Linked DNA regions of Homo sapiens: region 1 is linked to region 2. A link is a loop called in an ENCODE intact Hi-C map of the cell type or tissue named here. Cell type or tissue: HepG2. All regions are shown on one strand. Links, peaks and the distances in the headings refer to the core of each region. The heading gives the core; the rest is flanking DNA.

The links. Hi-C counts contacts between places; a loop is a spot of excess contacts. Peaks named below come from ENCODE experiments on the same cell type or tissue, not always from the same donor. Only the 100,000 strongest peaks of a DNase experiment are listed, where the experiment ranks them.
Region 1: it touches region 2 in a loop (2.4-fold over the local background); 13 of 110 quality-filtered maps call a loop at or near these places.

What each region holds. Positions count from the first base shown.
Region 1 is chr10:93,035,324-93,044,036 of GRCh38, reverse strand. All of the region lies in intron 20 of EXOC6 (exocyst complex component 6), which reads right to left. Among named protein-coding and RNA genes, the nearest start is that of CYP26C1, 21 kb to the left of the region's middle. RefSeq lists a silencer at 3,971-4,265. In HepG2, for the core only: a CTCF peak has its summit at 4,121 (motif pointing right); a DNase peak (open chromatin) is centred at 4,126.
Region 2 is chr10:92,888,362-92,897,074 of GRCh38, reverse strand. It overlaps EXOC6 (exocyst complex component 6), which reads right to left. Exons shown (of 22, transcript NM_019053.6): 2 at 3,555-3,726; 3 at 2,234-2,281; 4 at 2,055-2,145. Among named protein-coding and RNA genes, the nearest start is that of EXOC6, 44 kb to the right of the region's middle. RefSeq lists enhancers at 2,216-2,851, 4,184-4,683. In HepG2, for the core only: no CTCF peak of the experiment used is centred there; a DNase peak (open chromatin) is centred at 4,564.

The sequences.
Region 1 (8,713 bases), core at 2,019-7,018, 150 kb before region 2:
TTGCTTGAATGCTTAGTTAGTAACAGATTTCTGAGACAACGAAACAGAGACAACACTGTAACATTCTGACCAGTGCAGGTAGCCACATGAACTTCAAAATGGGCAACAGATGAACTTTAAGATGCAGCTCAGTTAAGAAGCAGCTACTGGTAAACAGCTATTGAAGTCACACCTTCACTACAGGTTATTGGATAAAATTAAAAAAGAGAAACTAAATAAAAACAGCAGTTGAAGGAGGACTTATTTTCTTGGGAAGATAAATGCAGCCACTGGAATTAAATGGATTGTGATCTAAGTCCTGTGATGCTTGCACGATGTGAATCTGCACTATGAGAGTACAAAAAGAAATCCCTACCTGACCTCTGGATAACCTAAAAACAGGAAATTAGGACATTTCTAAGCAAAATAGGCTGTTATCCTGTTAAGACAATTGTTTCCATTGACACTTTGCATAATCATCTTACACTAGGCCATCAGAAAAAACTCAAACCATGGCATCTCTTCTTTGTAATACATAAAAACAGTGCCTGGCCCAGTGCCCTCAACACAGTTGAGGTAAAGTTTGTTGATGATAATTAAGAGGAGAACAAAGAAGAGAAAGAGAAATAACAAACAGGTAAGAAAACTGGAAGTATTCTTTAAGTATTTACAGATCGGTTGAAAGTAAATTCATAAAATATTAAAAATACAACTTAATTCATAGTAAGAATCTGGGGTAATTAAGAGAGTATGCAACGACTTTAGGGAAAGCTCAGTAGACAATACAACTTAACATGAGTCAGCATTTTAAAAGAATAATTGTAGCTGGGCGCGGTGGCTCAGGCCCGTAATCCCAGCACTTTGGGAGGCCGAGGCGGGTGGATCACGAGGTCAGAAGTTCAAGACCAGCCTGGCCAAGATGGTGAAACCCCGTCTCTACTAAAAATACAAAAAATTAGCTGGCTGTGGTGGTGGGCACCTGTAATCCCAGCTACTCAGGAGGCTGAGGCAGAGAATTGCTTGAACCCAGGAGGCAGAGGTTGCAGTGGGCCAAGATTGCGCCACTGCACTCCAGCCTGGGCGACTCCATCTCAAAAAATAATAATAATAATAATAATAATAATAATAATAGTAAAATATCTGATATTTGATTATGGTGCTTCAGAATGTTAGAAATCGGCACCATCTGGCTGGAAAAAAATCAAGCTCTTCCTTTGTATCACTTAATCAATACTCTGGATATTATTTGGCTATCCAATTATACTTCACTTAAATAAGAAAATACTTCAGAGTTAATACTTCTTATGACGCTGTCTTAGTCTGTTTGGGTTACCATAACAAAGTACCACAGATCGAGTGACTTATAAACAATACAAATGTATTTCTCACAGTTCTGGTAGCATACTATAGCAGGTACCAGTAGTGTTTAGTCTGTGCCCTACTAAATTTCCTCCCAACCCAGGTTTTTAAAAATCAAGCTACTTTCATTTTGACTGAATCATTTAAGGGAGTTACAAACTCTGAGTCCCAACTTTCTCTTCCGTAAAAGAGATTGTGTTCACATGTGACAAGCACTATATTTGACACTAGTGATGAAAAGACGGTAATGGCCCAGTCTTTGGATTTAAGAAGTTCACAAGTATAAAGGGAAAGATATTCACACAAACATAATTACAAACTAACATGCTGATTACACAGATGGACATATGTATAGGCTATTATCAGAGCATCAATTATTGCTTAGGGGGTGGGAAGTAGACCTAAGCAGCTGTCTTAGATGACACCCAAACTGAGTCTTAAGGAGTTAATCAAAGGAGGGCTCGTGGTATTTCAAGCAGATGGAACAGTGTGAGGAAAGACACAAGGACAAGAAACAGTTATGCTTATGGGGAAATGCCATGTACTTTAGTGCTGCTAAACTGAAATATGAGTAAGGGGGTAGTATAAGACAGGCTGGAGAAGGGGTCAGGAGCTGAATCATAAAAGGATATATATGCCTTGTTCAGGAACTTTGGGTAGCCATTGAAAGGTTCTAAACAAGGAAGCTGGCCGGGCGCAGTGGCCCAGGCCTGTAATACCAGCACTTTGACAGGCTGAGGGGTGTGGATCACTTGAGATCAGCAGTTCAAGACCAGCCTGGCCAACACAGTAAAATCCTCTCTCTACAAAAATACCAAAATTAGCTGGGCTTGGTGGCATGTGCCTGTAGTCCCAGCTACTCAGGAGGCTGAGGCAGAAGAATCACTTGAACCCAGGAGGTGGAGGTTGCAGTGGGCCGAGATCGCACCAGTGCACTCCAGCCTGGGAGATAGAGCAAGACTCCATCTCATAAATAAATAAATAATGCCGGGCACGGTGGCTCACGCCTGTAATCCTAGCACTTTGGGAGGCCGAGGCAGGCAGATCACTTGAGGTCAAGAGTTCGAAACCAACCTGGCCGATGTGGTAAGACCCTGTCTCTATTAAAAATACAAAAAAAATTAGCCAGGTATGGTGGTAGGCACCTGTAACCCCAGCTACTTGGGAGGCTGAGGCATACTTGGGAGGCTGAGGCAGAAGAATTGCTTGAACCCAGGAGGTAGAGGTTGCAGTGAGCCAAGATCATGCCACTGCATTCCAGCCTGGGCAACAGAGTGAGACTCCATCTCAAATAAATAAATAAATAAACAAACAAACAAGGGAGCTGACATGGTCAGATTCACCACTTCGGTTCTGTAGTAAATGCACTTAAGGCAGAAAAAATAATTAGGAGACTGTTGTAACAATCTTAAAATACATTGGGACAGACAGGTACATAGTTGGGATAGAGAGAAAATGATGAATAGGTAGGCAAGTAGTTAACATGGAGAGAAGAGGATGGGTTTGAGAAATACTTAGGAGAAAAAAATCCCTAGGACGTGGTGATTGTCCAGGACATGGCAAAGTGGTTCTACCAATCAAAAAAGACAACATGAAAAAGGGATGTGATTTGAGAATAAGGGAAGATAACAAGTCAACAGCTTTGGTCACACAGCATGCGGGACACACACCTAAGTCAAATGGTTTACCAAGCAACTTGATATGTATCTAAGGCATACTGCCAGAGATCTGATGAAAGCGGGTCAGCTCACCTAGGTCAGGAGTATAGGGAGCAGTGTTCTAAGGACAGAAACCTTGGGGAAACCAACATTTAGGGGGCAGAAAAGGAGACCACAGAAAAGAAAGAGGAAGGATGTTAAGGGAGTACAGACTCAGAAGACGAGAGAATTTTAAAGAGAACATGATCCACATTACCAAATGCAGCAGAAAGAACCAATAGGATATGGGCTAAAAATGTCTACTGGCCTTCCCTGGTGACCTAAGTGAACACTATTTCAGCAGTGTGGCAAAGCAGATAGGAATGGATTGAGAAATGAATGAGAGATGTGAAAATAAGAATAATCAATTATAAACCACTCTTTTAAGGATGCAAATGAGGGAAGAGAAATTGGAAATAGCTAAAATGTTTTTAGGCTAAGAAAACGATAAAGCAGGCCGGGCGCAGTGGCTCACGCCTGTAATCCCAGCACTTTGGGAGGCCAAGGCAGGTGGATCACGAGGTCAGGAGATCAAGACCATCCTGGCTAACACAGTGAAACCCCGCCTCTACTAAAAATACAAAAAATTAGCCAGGGTGGTGGCAGGCACCTGTAGTCCCAGCTACTTGGGAGCCTGAGGCAGGAGAATGGCGTGAACCTGGGAGGCGGAGCTTGCAGTGAGCCGAGATCACGCCACTGCACTCCAGCCTGGGCAACAAGTGAGACTCCGTCTCAAAAAAAAGAAAAGGATAAAGCAGAGGAAAGGCAGATGAATAATGAAACAAAATGAAACAAAATCCCATACAAAAGATAGGGTCAAGGGCATAGGAAGATGAGAGCCTCATTAAAAAGGCTTCCTAACACCTGAGAATGAAGGACAGGAAGAATGGGTGTGGATATAGATAAGCTGACTGCAAAAGCAACAGTGAGAGGTTGATGGTGATAGAGATGGAAGACAAGAGGCTCAGAGGGGCTGGAGCTTTCACTCAAGAGTGGAGGAACAATGGTCTACAAATAGAAATGAGGAACCAGGGGAACACGAATCTCATTCACACGTGTAGCCATGAAAGAATGCATCCTGCCACTAGAGAGAGCTGCAGGGTTAGCAGTATCCTCCGAATTCTATGAAAAGGAGGTGAAGAAAGCATTCTGCCACACAGTTGAAGCAGTAGGGCCATTTACATTGCAATGAGGGTTTTCAGGTGGCATAGAATAAGTGGGCCAGAAGAAGTGAAAAGATGAGTAGACAAAACAAGGAGTGAATGAAACAGGAAAAAAGTTGGAAGGTGAGAAGGAGTAGAGTAAGGAAGTGGAAACTACTTAATTTCATTGAATAATCAAATTTTATTTTAATCTTCTCAGATGAAGGATGTGTGACTGAGAAGTAACAGAAACAGCAGTGTCTGACCAAGTCTCAGAGAGAAATGGTGGAGGCTGCCCTGAGATTTTCAAAAGGGAAGAGAAGCCTCTATTTGGATGGGGTGAATGTCCAGATATCTGGAGCAGCAGCAAGGGCACTTGCTGGGGAGAGCTTCTAAGAGGTTTGGAGCCAGGGGTTAGATTTTTGGAAGTCCCTTCCAATCCTCAAGTCTTAGGATTTTATGACCATGAAAATCACTGAATCACAATTTGAAGGTAATTGGTAGATGTTCTGACATTTACGAAAACACAAATGGGTTCAAAGAAAAGGAGAGAAATATACATTGCAAAATACTCTAGGGACTAAACAGTGACTTAACTATGAGTACTAAGCACTGCAATGCATATCTAAGAGGAAGTTTAGAGAATAATGCTATAAATGGTAGTCTCAAATAAAAAAAATACCTTCAGCAATATCAGCCTTTTGGTGTATATTAGTAAAAATTTTCATGACAACTATTATCCACTTGGCTCTGAAGAGGTCACTATTGACCTTTTGGTCTCCCAAAGTGCTGGGATTACAGGCATGAGCCACCATGACCGGCCTTTTTTAATAGATGGTATATATATATATACATATATAGGTGGAAGAATACATCCCTTTGAAGTGCTAGCAAAGTGTTGGCAGCGTTGAGTTCTCTGCACCATCTAAATTAGAAGATAGGTGGCTCTATGGGCCATTGATAACTTCCTAAAGTGCGGAGTGTGTACATATACTTACTTTTCCTTTGTATGTTTGTTTTCACTTTCTAATCAAATTTTGAGTTCTTCAAGGGTAGAGGTAATAGCTCTTCTCCCTTTAGGGTACTCAAAGCTTGTTGAACTGAGCTAAATTATATTTCATAGAACACTTTAAGAAGCAAAAGTTTAAGAACTGTGTCTCTTCTGGGACAAAACAGCCATGAAGGAAAAGCAGAGATTATACATGAAAAAGCTTCTAATTTAAACCACTGGAAAGCTCAATATTGTTGAATCAATATTGCTTGAGTCTAGAACTCTGTCATGTATATATACGTCTCATTCAAGTAGAGTGCTGGCTGTTCTCTATAAAAGTAGAAGTTGACTTTCAGGGAAATTACGTGTCATGTTCAAATTTATATGTAAAATAGGATTAGAAGATAATTTCTTCAATTTATAAATTAACTGCTTAAACAATTAGACTAGGATGGCTTAATTTACACAAACATTTCTTTTTATTTGTATGTGTAGCCAATCTGCTTTCAAAAAGAATGCTTAGTAGGATTTTTTTAGAACTCTGTTGTCAGATTCACACTTGATATGGCAAATACAGTATAGGTTGTCTAGGGAATATTATTTTATGTAGCAAAAAGATCATAACTGAAAATAGGAATTGTGGTTATAATATCCACTAGTATGTAAAACAAACAGTGCATTTACTGTTTTTCTAACAAAGCATTTAAATATTTAAACTTCCCATAACTATCCTCCAAACTGAAAGAAACCTGTAACAAAAAAAAAAATTTCCAGTCAACAAAAAAAATTTATTAGAGAAAAATTTTTTTTTTTTTTTTTTTTTTTTTTGGAGACGGAGTCTCGCTCTGTAGCCCAGGCTGGAGTGCAGTGGCGCGATCTCGGCTCACTGCAAGCTCCGCCTCCCGGGTTCACGCCATTCTCCTGCCTCCACCTTCCGAGCAGCTGGGATTACGGGCGCCCGCCACCGCGCCCGGCTAATTTTTTTGTATTTTTAGTAGAGACGGGGTTTCACCGTGGTCTCGATCTCCGGACCTCGTGATCCGCCCACCTCGGCCTCCCAAAGTGCTGGGATCACAGGCGTGAGCCACCGCACCCGGCCCGAGAAAAATATTTCTTAAAAATGAGTAATAGCCAGGTGCGGTGGCTCACACCTGTAATCCCAGCACTTTGGGAGGCTAAGGCAGGCGGATCACCTGATGTCAGGAGTTTGAGACCAGCCTGGCCAAAATGGCGAAACCCTGCCTCTACTAAACATAGAAAAACTAGCTGGGTGTGGTGGCACGTGCCTGTAATCCCAGCTACTCAGGAGGCTGAGGCAGGAGAATCGCTTGAACCTGAGAGGCAGAGGCTGCAGTGAACTGAGATCACACCACTATGCTCCAGCCTAGGCAACAAGAGAGAAACTCCATTTCAAAAAAAAAAAATGGAGAATAATAGGGCTGGATGTAGTGGCCCTATTAATCCCCGCACATTGGGTGGCTGAGGTGGATCGCTTGAGGCCAGGAGTTTCAGAACAATCTGGGCAACATGGCAAGACTCTGCCTCTACAAAAAATACAAAAATCAGCTGGGTGTGGTGGCATGCACCTGTAGTCCCAGCTACTCCGGAGGCTGAGGTGGATCACCTGAGCCTGGGGAGGTTGAGGCTGCAATGTGCCATGATCACACCACTGCACTCCAGCCTGGGCGACAGAGAAACCCTGTCTCCAAAAAAAAAAAAAAAAAGTAGAAGAAGAAAGGAAGTTTGGCAAAAATGTGAATTAATTTTGAGAGAAAAGATATAGCTCCTTGTTGAGTAATGCCAATGTTAATAGTTAATCATTAGTTTACTGCATATATGATATTTATCAAAGGCCAGAATATCACTACCCTCCATAGTTGACAAACTGTTCTAAAAATTTTAACCTATCCCTTTCAGTGAAAAAAAGAGCAGGAATATTGATAATTGAAAACAGGTAAATCTGGGACTGTCTCTTTTTACATTATGCACAGTCTGTGGAAACAAAGATTTAATCCTTGTGTAACTCACTGAAAATTTACCTTAAAATGTATCATATTACAATAATGCTTATATTGTAAATAAGAAATATTCTGTATTTGCCCAACTGCAAACTTAAATGACTTAATTTTTTCCATAAATCTGTTAGCTTTATTTATTGTCATATTGCCAAGTTACGTATCTCTTTTAAAAATAATTCTGATTTATATACTTTTTTGGAGAGCTTTTTCAGCAGTACCCAGTAATTCCACTTCTAAAGGCCTACAGAAATACTTACACAAGTGCTCGATATATATGTATAAATATATTAATGGCAGCTTCATTAATAGATAGACAAAACTAAAGAATCCATAATGTCCAACAAATGAGGACTTGTTTAATAAATTATGGTATATGTACACTATAGACAGTACAAAGAAATTAAAAAGAATGAAACATCCATATTTACCAATATGAAAGCATATGTTGCATGAAAAATGTGAATTATAACATACCTCCCCCAAAAAGGAAATAACTACATGTGTGCATGTAAGTATCTGCATGTATACATGTTCGAATGTACACTACAAAGGTCTGGAGGGAAATAATGACTGTGAAAGACTGAAGAGGAGGGGAAAATAAGAGCTTTCTCTTTTTTTTCTTTTTTTTTTTTGAGATGGAGTTTCACTCTTGTTGCCCAGGCTGGAGTGCAATGGTGTGATCTCGGCTCACTGCAACCTCCACCTCCCAGGCTCAAGTGATTCTCCTGCCTCTGCCTCCCAAGTAGCTGACATTACAGGCATGCGCCATCATGCCTAATGTTTTGTATTTTTAGTAGAGATGGGGTTTCTCCATGTTGGTCAGGCTGGTCTTGAACTCCCGACCTTCGGTGATCTGCCCGCCTCGGCCTCCCAAAGTGCTGGGATTACAGGTGTGAGCCACCGTGCCCGGCCTGAGAGCTTTCTTTTTAGGTTTGATTTTAGTTTAACAGTGAACATACAATATCTACTTCCTGTGTTTTCGTTTCTGTTTTTCTGGAGACAGAGTCTTGATCTGTCATCCAGGCTGGAGTGCAGTGGCAAGATCTTGGCTCACTGCAACCTCCGCAGGCCAGGTTCAAGCAATTCTCATGTCTCAACCTCCCAACTAGTGGGGATTACAAGCATATGCCAATGCACTCGTCTAATTTTTGTATTTTTAGTAGAGACGGGGTTTTGCCATGTTGGCCAAGCTGGTCTAGAGCTCCTGGCCTCAAGTGATCCGCTCACCTCAACCTCCCTAAGTGTTGGGATTACAGGCGTGAGCCACCACGACAGGCCCCAATTTCCTGGTTTCGACAAATACTATAGCTATGTAAAACGTTAGCACTGGGGGAAGTGTACAAGGGACCTCTCTAAACTATATTTGTAACTTTTTGTGAGTGTGCAATTATAGTACTTTTAAGAAATTTTTAAAAACAGTGAGCATAAACAATTTTTGTAATTATCACAGTGTTTGTTTTTGGTTTTTGAAAAATCATTTTACAGGGTAATTTTCCAAACTACAAAACAGCTCTAACGTTTACTCTT
Region 2 (8,713 bases), core at 1,861-6,860:
TTCATGGCTATTACAATGCACCTGACGGTGGCAAAGAGGTATTATTAAACATGACTATAAGGAAATAGGTTTCTCAACCCTGAAACTTAACATAATAAGCCAACATTTTATTTACTCAAAGTTTTTACGTAAATATACCTGGTCCATCAGAGATTAAGCTGAGTAGAATTTCATTGATTCTAAAAAAAAAGAAAAGCTATTCTCACAAGTCAAAAAACAGGCCAGGCGCAGTGGCTTACACCTGTAATCCCAGCACTTTAGGAAGCTGGGGTGGATGGATCACTTGAGGCCAGGAGCTTGAGACCAGCCTGCCCAACATGGTGAAACCCCACCTCTACCAAAAATACTGAAATTAGCCGGGCATGGTGGCGCATGCTTGTAATCCCAGCTACTTGGGAGGCTGAGGTTGCAGTGAACCAAGATTCAGCCACTGCACTCCAGCCTGGCCAACAGAGTGAGACTCTGTCTCAAATAATAATAATAATAATACTACAATTTTTTTAGCCAATAAAATCTGCTAACAGTTTTAACAATATAATTTGTAGTCTAAGCTAAATTTACATCATAAAAATAGCATATAGCGGGTGCAGTGGCTCACACCTGTAATCCTAGCACTTTGGGAGGCCGAGGCAGGCAGATCATTTGAGGCCAGAAGTTTGAAACCAGCCTGGCCAAAATAGTGAAACCCCACCTCTACTGTAAATACAAAAATTAGGCAGGCATGGTGGTGGCACCTATAATCCCAGCTACTCAGGAGGCTGAGGCAGGAGAATGACTTGAGCCCAGAAGGTGGAGGTTGTAATGAGCAGAGATCATACCACTGCACTCCAGCCTGGGAGATAGAGTGAGACTCCGCCAAAAAAAAAAAAAAAAAAAAAAAAAAAAAAAAAAAATATATATATATATATATATATATATATATATATACACATACATACACACACACACACACACATATATATACACATATATATACACACATATATATATACACATATATATACACATATATATACACATATATATACACATATATATACACACATATATATACACATATATACACATATATATATAATATAAAACATCTCATCATCTCATTCTATTCTGCTGAATATGGAGGTTTAGGCTCCTTCCTAAAAAAAAAATAATAAGTTTAAAAATGGGACAAAAGATGGATTCAGCTTACTATATTTAAAAAAAAAAAAAAAAAAAGGCCGGGTGTGGTGGCTCATGCCTGTAATCCCAACACTACACTAAGACAAGGGGATTGCTTGAACCTAGGAGTTCAAGGCTGCAGTGAGCTATGATCATGCCACTGCACTCTAGCTTGGGCAACAGAGTGAGACTTTATCCCTAAAAAAATTAAAAATTAAAATAAATAAAAAGAAAAAAAGTCATATACCTGCTTCCTTTTGTTTGAACAGAATGCATCCAACTTAAAGTATATTAAATCCAGGTAAAGAAAATACTAGTTAATTTCCTCGGAATTTATCTGATGCCCAAGTAATATTTAGCCCTAACAAAGAGACCAGAAACAGCGTTTCCAAAATACAGGAGGAAAGGCAAGAATGGTGAAGATCCAGCTCTTTTGATGTTTTTCTTACCTTATCAGCACAATGAGATTGTGAGCAAAGCAAAAACAACCTGCTAAGTGACAAACAAAAAACAATGGAAAACTAGAGGTAAAAAATCAGGCAAATTAGGTAAAGGTGAGAAAATGTAACCAAAAGACTCTCCCCATGGGAAAGTATTCCGAGGAAAAACAAAAAAGGGTTATGGGGGACAAAAGGCAAAAGAGGCCAAAAGGAAATGGAAATGTAGAAGTTGCTGTTCTAGGAAACTGATGTGACATATAATCAAACAAGAGCTTTCTAACATGACAAAAGCATGAATATTCAGGGAATAAAATGAACCTGAAAGATAAGCATGGTCTTTGTTGTGAGGCAATCACCAAATAATCTGTAATTCCCATACCAAAGAATCACTACTTGCTATTATTAAATTACAACTTTACCAAGCCAAACGTTTTATTATAGACAAGTTTAACTCACCAGGAAGGCATAACTGCAATTTTTCTACTACAGTTGTAATATTTCTCTGCTGAATTCTACATCGAATGATATCTTCTGTGTGGACTATCACCTTAGAAAAGAAGGAATGTTCATATTTTTAAACAAACAGTTAAAGAACAACTACATACTGAATACCCAGAAAAGTATCATTTTCTCACCTCTTTTCCAGCATCTTGAAACCTTCGGTTGGTATCAGTAACTTGCACCTTAAAAATTTAATTTCACCTTAGTTAGACAAATATGCATAAAACTGCCCTGATGTAACTGCTCACCCTTGTAATCAGATCATGCTTCATGAGAAACTTAGAACAAAGAAATGCAAATTCAAATTAACTCTACAGCTTGAACTTGAACTTTTGATTGAAAAGGGCTTTTGTTAACTTCAATTACTTATGACAGTTCTTTTTAACAGATTCTGTGGCAAACTTCTCAAATTTACTCAGGATTTTTGAACTTTACTTGCTTCTCTAAGTCTGTCAAACAATTCAAATCACTGACCCAATTGACCACTGGTCCCCTTTTGATAACTTCAATGAGGTCTATGTGCCATTCATTGTCTGTAGGAAATGGTGATTGCATTTTATGGTAATTAAACATTCATACTTTGCTGAATGCAAACACTGGGTGGTTGATTAACATCAAACACAGAAATTTCAATCCACAGCAACATTTTAATGCTGCAGGTGCAGGCAAAGCTCAACCTCAAATTTTCCCACATATTAAGTGACTCATTAGGTCATCATAGTAAGGAAGCACATTCTGGTTTATTAAAAATCTCATTAATTTCTGAACAAAGATGCTCAGTGACCTCATTGATGCTGTAGTTAGTCTCTTGTTATCTGAATATCCTTTATACAATGGTTTTCTAATCATAACCTTTGGTGAACCAGGGTCATTTTGTCTGCTAAGTGCTCTAAACGTAAAGAAAGATAAATAGGACAATTCTTATAATTAAATATTTTTTATCCTGACTGAACAAATCTAGGTCTCTTTTAATAAATAATGTTTTAGCTGTATGGCAGAAAGTGTAGACCAACTTTCTTTAAGAAAAATACACACTGCTGTTAAACTTTTCAAAAAGTTTTAACATTATTAAATAATGCTGAGAACATAACTATTTATCATAAGCTTTTAAAGGAATTTTAGAGGATAACATTTTATAAATATTGTACTAACTGTCATTTTAGAAATTCAAAAACTGCAAATAGGGCCTTTCATTGTATGCATGTTTTGAGTTCACTTCCCTGCATGGAAAGAAATCCTGTTAAGTCAGTGCATTACTTGCTTCAGAAAAAGAGAATACTCCTGTCATTAGCATGACAACTGTGTTAATAGAGCATAAAGAGCATTCCCTAATACATATACTAATTCACTTCTTGAAAGTAACATACTTAATAATGACTTGTACATATGTACTATCAACTAAGACTTGAGTAATTTAATGAGAACAAAGGCAAATAATTTTAACATATTTCTTACCTTCAGTTTTTCTGCATCAGTCCTTACTTTAAGGAGTTCTGTAATAGCATCTACAAAACCCTGATGATGAAAATTACACATCTTTTCAATTTCCTTGTCATGATTACGGATACAAGCATCTAACTTTTCCATAAACTTCTTGTGCGCATTTGGTTGGTCATCATACACAGACCTGAATGTATATAAGAAAGCTAAAATTAACCAAAATGTATTATTTAGTAAGCCTGATCTTTGCAAGAGGTGATATCTTAAAATTAAATCTCTGAACAAATAAACTGGTGATAATATTACCTTTAGCAGAAATAATTTGCGTGAAAGTATTTTATTTCTTCTTGAACATGATAATATTAAAAGAACCACACAAGCTCTAGATATAGCATGAGGTATCTGGAAATAAAGGTATGAGGCTCAGGAGATGTGGGCCTAATACAAGTCTTTAACATACTAACATTCAAAAACAAAGAATTACTGAGTGAATGAATGGTTAAAGAATGAATGAACAAACTCATGATTTTTACAGCATTTACTATGTAAAGTAAACGCTCATGTTCTAAATGCTTTATATATTAACTCTTTAATCCCCACAACAAGGCTACAAAGTAGGTATTGTTATTACCCTTGTTTTACAGAAGAGTTACAGATTACTGAACTGCCATAAATTCCACAACCAGCACAAGTGATAGCTGGGATATGACTCCTGATAGTCCGGCTCCAGGGTTCATATTCTCAGGTACAAGCCCATATTGCAGTCACCACAATGTTTCCTAAACATGGCATATTCATTCCTACTGTCTCTCAGCTCATGCTGTCTCCACAGAGAGCGTACCCCTCTATTCACCATGCAGTAAAGGACTACCCTTGCCACTGATTCCTGGGAGGAAAGCCTTTGGCATACCCTGCCTGGTAAGTGTCTTCTTTGTTTACCTGGAAGGCTTTGACTGCCAAATAGCAGATGCTAACAGTGTGACTCACGGTGAGGCCTGAGGCCACACAGTTTTAGCTGTGGAGGGGCAGGAGGTCAGCAATGTGGGCAGTCAGCCAAGTCTACATGGGTAGTCAGTCATGGCTATATGACCAAACTCCAATAAAATTCCTGGATATCAAAGCTTGGATGAGCTTCCCTGATTGACAATACTCCATGCGTGTTACCACACATCACTGCTGGGAGCAGTAAGTGCTGTCCACAATTCCACTGAGAAAGGACAACTGAAAGCTCACTCGTGGAACTCTCCTAGTCCCTGTCCTATGTGCCTTTTCTGCTGTTGATTTTAATCTGTGTAGTTTTTTGAAAGTTTTTGTTGTTGTTGTTTTTGCTGTAACAAACAGTAACTATGAGTGTAACAACTTTGCTGAATTTTGCAAGTCCCTCTAGCAAATTTTTGAACCTGAGAGTGGTCTTGGGAACTTTCCAAACCTCACCCCACATCCGTTGCCCATTGTTTGAGGTTCATTTCAAGTCCCATTTCTTCCAGCAGGCCTTTGCCAATCATTCCCATGCCAAGTAATCTTTTCATCTGCAGGACAGGTAAACTTACAACCCCTTACAGTTATTCTGACACGTAATCATATATTACTTTGTATTGTAATTTACATGTTTTGTATTTAAAATATATTTTGTTTCCCCAAATAGACCATAAACTTCTTGAGGGTAGCCTCTGTCTTAGGTTTTTAATGAATACACTCTCTAATACAAGAGGTAACAATATAGGATACCAATTATTAAGAATTTAGACTCTTGGCAGCCAGGTGCAGTGGCTCACACCTGTAATCCCAGCATTTTGGGAGCCGATGCGGACAGATCACTTGAGGTCAGGAGTTTGAGACTAGCCTGGCCAACATGGTGAAACACTGTCTCTACTAAAAATACAAAAATTAGCTGGGTGTCGTGGCAGGTGCCTGTAATCTCAGCTACTCAGGAGGCTGAGGCAGGAGAATCGCTTGAACCCGGGAGGCAGAGGTTGCAGTGAGCAAAGATCATACTACTGCACCCCAGCCTGGGTGACAGAGTGAAACTCCGTCTAAAAAAGAAAAAAAAGAATTTAGGTTCTTGGCATCTATGCCTACATTCTAATGTACGTCAAATATAAATTTTAATTTTTTTAATTTTTTAAAAAATGTAGGTTCTGTAAGAGCTGAGTTAGAACTAGGCTCTGATCTTGGACATATTCTCTTTTCTATCTCCATGTCATCTTGACTTGTAGCTTTAAATTCCATAAGCACACTGACACCTGCTAAATTTTTATCTCTGCCCTGACCTCTCCTCAAACTCATATATCTCTCCAATTAGATGTCTGATAAGCACCTCAAATATGTCCGAAAATGAATTCCTGATCTCCTTTCACAAAACCTGCCCTTCCCATAGTCTTCCTCATCTCAGTAAACCCCACTTTTCTAGTTGCTCAGGCAAAAAACCTTGGACTCACCCTTGACTATTCTCCTTCTCCAGCAAACTACCTCCCCATTGGTATCACCCTGGACTAAGCCAACAACATGTCTTGCGTAGATTTGTCAACTGCTTCCTAACTGGTCTCCCTGATTCCATCCTTGTTCCCTTTCAGTCTGTTCTCAATACAGCAGCCAGATGATAGCTAATGGGAATTGTCCCATTAAAACCTAAGGCAAAGCCCATGTCTCTCTTCTGCTCAAAACCCAGTTTATCTTACAACAGCCCATAAGACCCTACATAATTTTGCCTCTTGTTACCTCACTGACCTCACTTCCTGTTACTTACTCTCCATTTTACTTATTCCATGCCAGCAACACTGGCCTCCTCATGGCTTTCTTAATACACAGGCATATTCCCATCTATGCTATCTAGATAGACCAGACACAGAGATAGATAGGCAGACAGACAGATACACACACACACACACACTATCCCCTTCCCTGCTTTATTTTTTAATCTTCTAAAACAAAGGAGTTTATCACTATATCATTCCTTCCACTGTAGAATATACTCTCTGTTTCACACTTTTAAGTATTATCTGTCTTCCCCTACTGGAATGTAAGTTGCATGAGGACATAGTTTTTGACTGTTTTGTTCCCTATTGCATCCCCAGCCCTAGAATAGTGTCTATCATATAACAGAAGCTCAATAAATAATTCATTAATAAATGCATGAATTAATAGATGAATGGATGGAATTAGAAAAGGCACTTACTAGCAGTTCAACCTCAGGTAAGCCACCTGAATTCTCTAAGTATCAGTTTTCACAACCATAAAATCAGGATAATAATAGCACATACAGCAATGAACAAGTAGAATTTGAAGTTAAACACACAATACTATTTACATTAGCATCCTCCAAAATGAAATACTTAGATATAAATCTAAAAAATACACAAGATCTACAGGAGGAAAACTACAAAACTCTGATTTTAAAAAAATCAAGGAACTAAATAAATAAAGAACTATTCCATGTTTATGAAGAGGAAGACAATATCATTAAGGTATCAGTTCTTCCCAACTTCATCTATAGATTCAAGGCAATCCCAATCAAAATCCCAGCAAGTTATTTTGCAGACATCGATAAACTGATCCTTGGGTTTATATAGAAAGGCAGAAGACCCAAAATAGCCAACACAATATTGAAAAAGGACAAAATTCAGCCAGGCATGGTGGCACACGCCTGTAGTCCCAGCTACTCAGTAGGCTGAGATGGGAAAATTGCTTGAGCCCAGGAGTTTGAGACAGAAATGAGCCATGATTGTGCCACCGCACTCCAACCTGGGTGACAGAGCGCAACCCCCACTCTGAAAAAGAAAGAAAGAAAAAAAAAAAGAACAGAATTGGAATACTGACAACACGACCCAAGATTTACTATAAAGTTACAGTCATCAAGATTGCATGGTATTGGTAAAACAAACAGATCAATGGAACAGAATAGACAGACCAGAAATAAACCCACATAAACATAGTAACTGAATTTTGACAAAGGAGCAAAGGTAATACAATAGAGAAAAGACAGTCTTCAACAAATGGTGCTAAAACAACCGGACATACACATGCAAAGAAATGAATCTAGACTAGACCTTGAATGATAATGATGTGTCAATGTAGGTTCATCAGTTTTTAAAAATCTACTACTGTGGTGAGGGATATTGACGCTGGGGAGGCTTTGGATGAGTAGGATAGGGAATATATGGGAAATCTCTGTACTTCCTCCCAATCTTGCTAGAAACCTAAAACTACTCTAAAGAAAAAAAAGTCTTTAAAAAATAGTATCTACATTAGAGTGTTAGGAGGATTAAATTAGTAAACATGAAAAATTCTTAAACAATAACTGACACATGGTAAGTGCTTAACATACACTAATGACTAGTATAGTATACACATGAGACAACCAAATCCTCGTTAAACAAGTGAACCAGTGGCTGAACAACTGAGTACTAGATACAAATATCAAATAAATATGACCAAAACTCAATTATCACACCAAAGGATCTGACTACCACTAACACCTAACATTTTTATATGTCCTTTTGCATTTTTTACATTTAGTGTTTCATTTATTTCTTATACACATCAGAGAAACTATCACTGCCTCTTTTTCACAAATGAGTAAACAGTATAGAAATGATAAATGACTTGCTCAACATAGCCTAGCTGGTAAGTAACTGAGGCAGTACTAAAATTCCTACTTCGTACTTTTCCCACAATTAACATATATAACAAGAACTATTAACTAAATAACATTATTTCTAAGGAAAATTCTTGTGCAAGAAGTTTATCTTAACTGACCTTGGTGTGCTATAAACAAATTTTTATGTCATGATTATGAGAAAGTATTGTATTTAAGTAATATACATACACATTTCTATGTTTAACACATTTTATTAAAAGTTGGACATTTATCTGGCTCTTAAAATACCAAATAATAAACAAAATACACCAAAAGAATTTTTTATATTACAATTATCACATTGGAGCAAAAATCTAGCAAGAGATATTTCAGGACTACCCGAATACAGAGTCCCTTCAAGGGAGGATTTGACTGCTTTTGTGGATATAAAGGAGATACTGTTATCCCTTTTGAAGAAGAGTAATAACATAAATAAACAGGAAGAAGAGAACAATAGTTCTTTCCCAGAAGTCTATTTCAGTTTAGAAAGTTCTCAAAGTAAATCCTTTGGTATGTTTTTCCAATATATTCTTCAAAG